Linked DNA regions of Mus musculus: region 2 is linked to region 1. The links are chromatin contacts, found by POLR2A ChIA-PET in ENCODE. All regions are on one chromosome and are shown on one strand. The core of a region is the stretch at or near the end of the contact, and the rest is flanking DNA. Distances in the headings are between cores, read along the strand shown. Region 1 overlaps Aox2 (aldehyde oxidase 2). Region 2 holds the start of Clk1 (CDC-like kinase 1).

Region 1 (4,084 bases), core at 66-2,565:
CAGTCATTTCTGGTTGAAAGGATTATGGTTGATTTCAAGTTCCATCTTACTCTTTTTCTAAAGTGGACATGTCTTTCTCTCTCTTTCTTTCTTTCTCCCCTTTCTTTCTTTCTTTCTTTCTTTCTCCCCTTTCTTTCTTTCTTTCTTTCTTTCTTTCTTTCTTTCTTTCTTTCTTTCTTTCTTTCTTTCTTTCTTTCTTTCTTTCTTTCTCCCCTTTCTTTCTTTCTTTCTTTCTTTCTTTCTTTCTTTCTTTCTTTCTTTCTTTCTTTCTTTCTTTCTCTCTTTCTTATACAGTGTCTTATTATGTAGACCAGGCTATTCTGGGAACCACTGTGTAGACCAGGCTGGCCTTGAACTGACAAGCCTATCCACCCTTCCCCTCAAGTGCTCCATCAAGCATAGCATGTGTTACTTTTATAAAGACAAAATGTAAAACACTATTAAAATGAGCCTTACAATATTAAATATAGGCCCTACTATGAAGCGATATCTAGGAGCCATTGATGAATATTTTAGAAAGTTTGAGACTACTTTCACATTGAGAAAAGTGTCTGATTGATGGGCATTGCATAGTTAGTAGACAACTGGTGTCCACCAGGGTGTATTGACAAGGTCTCAGCAAGGAACTATCAGACTTGGCAGAAAATGCTGTCTCACCCCATGTGCCTCGGAGCCCAGCCGCCTGGCCTGAACTGTGAGTAAGAGCTAAGTGAGTCACTCCTTCCCACTGTATGTGACAGCTCTGCCAAACAACGCGCTGGCTAAAAACAGTCTGAATCTGGGGAAATGCAGGAGGCCATTTTCCAGCAGTCAGGCTGTGAGGAGGCTGAGAAGGAGGCTCGGATGAGCAGTGAAATTTCCGAGGCGCTCTTTATTACGTGCGTTTACTTTCCTTGCTCTGCGTCCACTCCAGAAAAGGATGCCTACCCTGTAAAATGGGACCCAGAGCACTGTTTTGAAGGTCACATGTGCTTAAGCTTTTGAGTAAGAGACAAGGTGATCTTACAGTGGCCCTGTGATGAGCAAGACCAGGAGAGTGCTATGCAGGAGCCCTGAGTTGAGAGGTGTCTGGTTCCTGCCTCTGTCCGTGGAGGAGGCACTGGTTGGAGGCAGATGACTGTCCTCATTGCTGTGTTCAGGAGACTAGGATGAATGTCTGAGCCACTACAGGACAATTCAGCCTCAGTCTCCCAGCTGCCAGGATTGCAAGCATTTACTACCACGCCCTATCACTTTATAGCTTGATTAGACACAGGTTAGGTCACAAACTGACACAGAAGCCAAGGGAGCAGGAAGTTGCAGTGAGCTTGCAGGAACAGAGCAGCTCCCTACCATGTCCGTGAACCGATCTGCACAGGCCATCCGCACCCACTCTGGGGTTGCTGGGCTCTTCACTGTGAAGTCCTCCGCTATGTCTCTTTGTCTCCGTGCCGCAGCCACCGCATCAACAATGGCAAAAAACACAGATGACCCTAGGAACATCCCAGACTCCCCGAGGCCCTGCAAGAAAACACATTTGTCTATTTTATTGGCCTTTTGAGACAGGGTCTCACTTTGTGGCTCTGGCTGGTCTGAAACTCACTATGTAGATCAGAATGAATTCACAGAGGTCACCTGCCTCTACAGTGCATTTGTTTTAAAAGCTTCTATAGTAGACAACAAGCTACTTTGGGACAGGGCGTCATCTTGTTCAGCACTGTATCCGCCTGCCTCTGCCTCCCAAGTGCTGGGATTAAAGGCGCCACCACCGCCTGGCTTTATAAATCACTTCTTAAATGGGAACTTTCTACATCTTCAGTTCTGTCTGGGTTAAGTATTTGTTCTATGGGAAGGGATGCACACTTGCTTACATGTACGTGCAGTCCATGTGTTTCTGTGGGGTAAGAGAAGGGCACCATTATTAGAACAGTCAATGGATTGACCTTGCCAGCTTCATAAGCAGAGGGGGAAATAGTTCCTCATTATGCCCCTGGGGCTAAGGGAAGCAGCATACTTGCCTGAGCTTTTCATTGTTGGGGGGAAACAACAGAATCACCAGCCATTTGGGAAGAGCTTATTTGGCTTACAGATCCTGATTATGAAGAAGAGTCAGGGCAGGAGCTCAAAGCAGAAACCAATGCAGAGGCCATCGAGGGATGCTGCTTACTGGCTTGCACAGCCTGCTTTCTTATAGAACCCAGGACCACTTGCCCAGGGTGGGACTGACCACAGTGGCTCCCCCACCCCCCATCAAATCCTGAGTCAAGAAAATGCCCCCACAAACTCACCTACCAGCCAGTCTGATAGAAACATTCTCTCAGTTGAAGTTCCTCTTCCCAGAGGACCCTGGCTTGTGTTAGCGGATAACATACTAACAAGTACAGTAGTGTATACTATACTATAGTACAGTAGTATATACTAACCCATAGTACAGTAGTGTATAATATACTATAGTACAGTAGTATATACTAACCCATAGTACAGTAGTGTATACTCTACTACAGTACAGTAGTATATACTAACCTATAGTACAGTAGTGTATACTATACTATAGTACAGTAGTGTAGGAGAGGAAGACTTGGGCGATGACAGACCTTCACGTGTAGGCAACAGGCAGGAATTCGAGGGCCATGCGGGCAGGTGAAGGACAATAAGGAGAGGAGAACTGGGTTCTGTGGAGAGACAGAGACCCCCTCCACGGTCTGTCTGAGGGGACAGCCATTCTTTGCTTCTGATAATTGTTACCTTCCATGAACGCACCCAAAATAACCAGAGCCGTCTTCTTTTTCAGAAAAGTTTCTGTATTTGTGGTTTTTGTTTTGTTTTTGGTGGTGGTGGGAATTGAACCAGGGGCTGTGTGCACACTAAGCAAGCATTTTCTTGCTGACTTTTATCCCCAATCTTTGTTTTCATTTTTTGGTTTCCGAGACAAGGTCTTACTGTGGAACCTGGACTGTAAAATGCACCATGGAGTCGACCAGGCTGGCTTTGAATATCCACATATCTTCCTGCTTTTACCTCCCCAGTACCATAGGCACTCACTCATCACCATGTCCTTCTTGGTCCTTGTGTGTTTTCCAGAGAGATCTTGCTTTGTAGCCTAGGCTGGCATTAATTCATGTTCCTTCTCCATCTACCTATTGAGTATTGGGATTACCGGCATGCCTACCATGCTGGGTGCACTGCCTGGGTACTCTTAACCTGAAGCTGTTCTCTGTAGGCTCTGGGCTGCCTCTGGCCTTCCCCCCTCAGATGGCTTCTAGACCAGCCAGAGTCAGAAGGACCTGTTGGTGCCCCTCCCTCTGAGTCTGTGATGGCTTCGCCAACCCAAGTCCAGAGGCGATACCTAGGCTGAAGGGGAATTCAGTTTGGAAATGATGGAATTCCAGCAGATATATTTTTCTTGTTTCAGAAAAGAAAATCAATTTATTCCTGAATGGAGAATAAAAGTAAGTAAGAAAAAAAGATGTGACTGTTCCTAGGAAAAGGTAGAGAAAGGGTGAGCAAAGGCAGATATCTGGGAGAGTCCAGAGTGAACATGACCAGGCCATGTGAGACAGAAGAGAGAGGGCCAGGTGACCAATAGGCCACAGGGGTAGAGGGTAGACCAAAAGGGGCTGGTAACCAAAATGGTTGTATTATATAGGAAGGGCAGACCAGGCCCTGGGCTAGAGAAATTTAAGGTATGCCAGCCATATCTTTTAATACTGAGGGATGCTGGGAGAACCTGGCAGCCGGGTCTACTTTGGTATGTTAAATGTTAGTCATTTGTCAGGGTTTGAGATGTAACAACTCCTATCTAGAAGTTTCTCCAAAGAATTTTTTTTTAAGATTTATTTATTTATTTTATGTGAAGAGGGCATTGAATCCAATTACAGATGGTCGTGAGCCACCATGTGGTTGTTGGGAATTGAACTCATGACCTCTGGAAGAGCAGCCAGTGCTCTTAACCCCCTGAGTCATCTCTGCAGGCTCTCCCCAAAGATTTTTAAGGAAGACTTTTTGTTTGTTTGTTTGTTTCAGACAAGGTTTCTCTGTGTAGCCCAGGCTGTCCTGGAACTCACTCTGGCTGCCCTGGAACTCACTCTGTAGTCCAGGCTGGGCT
Region 2 (3,763 bases), core at 782-3,281, 65 kb before region 1:
ATCCATTGGCGTGCATATATATATGTTGAGGTCTGGCCCCTGCATAGCTGTAGTCATTTTGTTCCATGCCCTCCAGCTATTTCATACTGTTGCTGTAATGTGCCTGCCAGTTGTTGACACAGAGAATAACTTGACTCAGAGCAGGGTCATGCTGATCACATATCCTGTTATGTTCTGTATGAGGTTTGTTAATGTTAAGAAATTCCACAAAGCTTTATGTAGGACCCATCAAGTTAAAAGTCAATATGAGATGTTACATCTAAAATGGCTGGAGTCAGAGCTAACTACCGGGCAGCACTTCCTGCACCTGGGTATGAATTCACAGCACTTTGTGTGTGTGTGTGTGTGTGTGTGTGTGTGTGTGTGTGTTTTAATAAGCTGTCCCTGAGAAATGTTTGTAGTCATGGCTCAGCCCTCGAATTCTGAGCTGCAGCCCTGATCGATCAGTCTTAGGGCATATGTTCAATAAACTATCCCTGTCTGACTGAGATCAGTGTTTGTGTGGTTTGTGAGCCAACTCCTGGACCCCAACATATACATGTAGGCAAAATATTCATACATGTACATTTAAAATTTTTTAAATTTTTAAAAAATTTTTTAATTTCTTTAAAAAATACTTTATTTGTGTGTGTGTGTGTGTAGGAATTGATTCTCTCTTTCCAGTATGTGTTTCCTGGAGATTGAACTCAGGTAGGCTTGGTGGCATTGTGTCTTTACCTGTTAAGCCAACGCCAGCACCCTCCTCTTCCCCTGTTTTTAGTTCTGGCTAGAATTTGCGATATAGACCACACTGAACTTGTACTCAGAGATAACCCTTGTCTCTGCCTCCTTAGTGCTGGGATATGCCACCATGCCCAGGTCTAGATTAACTCTTAAAGGTGAAAGCAAAGGAGTTGCAAAACTGATACCTACGCACCCCCCTTTTTCTCCTCCCCCTAATATCTACCTTTTTAGAGTTACCAGCGAAATAGGAGTTAAGCCGCCTGAGGCCACACTAACTGGGTTCCTGAGTGGGAGGCCGGAGCTGTATGGAAGGAAATGGCGAGAGAAATAATGGAGGCCAAGACACATTTCTGTTCAAGGCCCCCAAGTTTACTAAGAGTCTGTGCTTAAGCCTGGCGTGGGGCGCACGCCTTTAATCCCAGCACTCGGGAAGCAGAGGCAGGCGGATTTCTGAGTTTGAGGCCAGCCTGGTCTACAAAGTGAGTTCCAGGACAGCCAGAGCTACACAGAGAAACCCTGTCTCAAAACCATAACCCCCCGCCCCCCAAGCCATTCTTGATGCCTGTTGCCAGCCTGTAGGTGATCTGCTGGATGAAGTCTCTGGAATATCTAAAGGGCCTCTCAGCAGGTAGCAGTGGCAGGTGACGGAACAATAGAGCCATCTAAGTTGGAAGGTTCCACCCCAGGTAGTCTCATTCTCAGTGGCAACAAGGTCAAAGCCAGCCTACTCAAGGCTGGGGGAAGCTACTATGGGGGGGGGGGGGGCATCCTCAAAGTCTTCAAGACTACTTACTAATCTGTCTATTTACACTATTCCGCTCCTGTTCCACCATTTCTAACTTTTTGTTTTGTTTGGTTTGGTTTGGTTTTCGAGACAGGGTTTCTCTGTATATATAGCCCTGGCTGTCCTGGAACTCACTTTGTAGACCAGGCTGGCCTCGAACTCAGAAATCCGCCTGTCTCTGCCTCCCAAGTGCTGGGATTAAAGGCGTGTGCCACCATGCTCATTTCTAACATTTTTGGCGTCAGTGCATGTCATACCCAACCACTAAAAACTAGTTTAAGACAGGTCAACATAACTGTAGTCACTGAGTTACTAACCAGAGATACTTTGTTGGTGTAGTTTAAAAGGTTGCAGTCAGGAGGGAAGAGAAAAAGGAGAGAGGGAGAGCGAGCGTGGATTATACTATTACTGTAACCTGTAGTGTCTAAGTATCCTCAAGAAGCCACAGCAAGGACAGTCAGGACCAAGTCCTTCCATCCCTCGCCCATTTGGGCAGCGGGCCCGCGCCTGCGCACTCAGGACCGGTATAGGCCCCGCCCATCTACGTCACCAGTTTTTCCGAGAAGAAGCTCGCACTGCGTCTGTCCGCACCATTTTGTGTTGGGAGATCGTCGTAATCGTTTGCAGACTTCTCGCCGTCGCCTTGTAAGCTTTGTCTTCGCCTTGCAAGCTTTGTCTTCAGGGTTGGAAAGGTAAGACGCGGTGTCTGTCAGGGCCTTTCCTTGTATCTTCCCGCCGCCTCCAAGGACCCCGCTGCGGCTCTTCACGGCGGAGCCACGCGAAGGGGCTCTGTGCCCCGGCTGCGGAGCTCTGGCCGCTGGCTTCTGCGTAGGCGGGGACGATGCCCGCAGGCTCCGCGTCCCGAGGAGGGCCGGCCGACTGCAAGAGCCCGAGCTGCCGCGGCGGGACCTAAGATGGCGGTAGGGGGAAGGCCGCGCTCGTCCTTCGCCATGGCGGCGCCAGGGCGCGGCCTTCGCTTGGACTCGGTCGGTCCTGGTTTTGCTCTCGGCGGTGGCACGGCGCAGGTTTTGGTGCTGTTTTTCTTTATATTTGAAGCGAAAGGTCTTGGTAACCAGGCCGGCCCCACACGCTGCGGTCGCTGATCTTGTTAGAGATGGGCGCTGCGGGGACAGCGTCACAGCAGGCTGTCACCTCAGTTCTGTGTAGTTTCCGCCTTCGACGAAGAAAAGAATTTCAGAGGCGGTCGATAGATAGCGAAGTCGAGCATAATGAAAACGAGGCACACCGGGACAGCGCTTGTGAGAGCGAGGAACAAGTGATTTTTAAGAAGGTTTAGGATTTACTTAGGTTTTGTAACATTAAAACTCAAGACGGCCGGGCTGTACTGCCTGTCGCTCGCCTTTTAATCCCCTTTGAGCCTGTCTCAAAAAAAAAAAAGTTATAGAAAATTTCCTTTGTAAACAAAGTTGTAACGGGGGAGTTGTTTACCTTTAGGAAACAGGAGGGGAACACCCTAAGATTGTACGTCACTTCCGCTCTGAACAGCTTTATTTTCAACATCATGGCCTGTCCTGTACAGTTAAGTAGAGTGGCTTTATTGGTGGAGCCCGAATTTTGTTGACTCGGCATAAAAGGCGCGCCTGTTACCTTCTCAGGCTTTCCTCCCATATTTTCATAATTTTCCCAGTCTCCCTCTGCTAGCAGTAAGAGTGTCAGCGGGGACCGTGGGCATTTACTTGACGGTGAATTGGGAATTGAGGTCATCTGCTGAGCAGCTTTTTTTTTTTTTTTTTTTTTTTTTTAATAGCTGTAAACAAACACTTCATAACATCCAAACTGGTATTTTACCAAAAACAAACAAAACACTTTGGGGGCGGGGGCTGTTCCAGACAGGGTTTCTCTGTATAGCTCTGGCTGTCCTGGAACTCATTTTATAGACCAGGCTGGCCTCTTACTCAGAAGTCCGCCTGCCTCTGCCTCCCGAGTGCTGAGATTAAAGGTGTGCACCACCACGCCCAGTTAAAAAAAAACTTCTTAATTAGGGTCACTTGTGGTTACGTTGGTCGGAGACTTGGTTTGGGTAGAAATTGAACCTTGTGAACCTGTAAGTTGAACTTCTGAAAGAGCTGTCATACATTTTTCTTAAGTTTTAACCTTTTTCACTTAAGGTTTTAAACCTTTTTCACTTAATATGAATTTGGGCATTGTGAAAACAAGGTGAAAAAAAATCTGGCCGGGCATGGTGGCGCACACCTTTAATCTCAGCATTTGGGAGGCAGAGGCAGGTGGATTTCT

What was found. ChIA-PET counts read pairs that join two places held with the same protein, here RNA polymerase II (POLR2A).
Region 2: POLR2A ChIA-PET joins it to region 1 with 10 read pairs in Patski. The contact joins the promoter of Clk1 here to the enhancer-like site in region 1. POLR2A ChIA-PET finds 5 or more read pairs at or near these places in 3 of 5 experiments (Patski and embryonic stem cell).

The regions. Positions count from the first base shown.
Region 1 is chr1:58,356,334-58,360,417 of GRCm38, reverse strand. Aox2 (aldehyde oxidase 2) reads right to left here. Exons shown (of 36, transcript NM_001008419.2): 34 at 1,333-1,500. Among named protein-coding and RNA genes, the nearest start is that of Gm39644, 34 kb to the left of the region's middle. Within about 2 kb of position 1,315, at least 1 of the 3 ENCODE cell types and tissues checked has a DNase peak (open chromatin) inside an H3K27ac peak, as active enhancers do.
Region 2 is chr1:58,422,356-58,426,118 of GRCm38, reverse strand. It overlaps Clk1 (CDC-like kinase 1), which reads left to right and starts at 2,031. Exons shown (of 13, transcript NM_001042634.2): 1 at 2,031-2,199.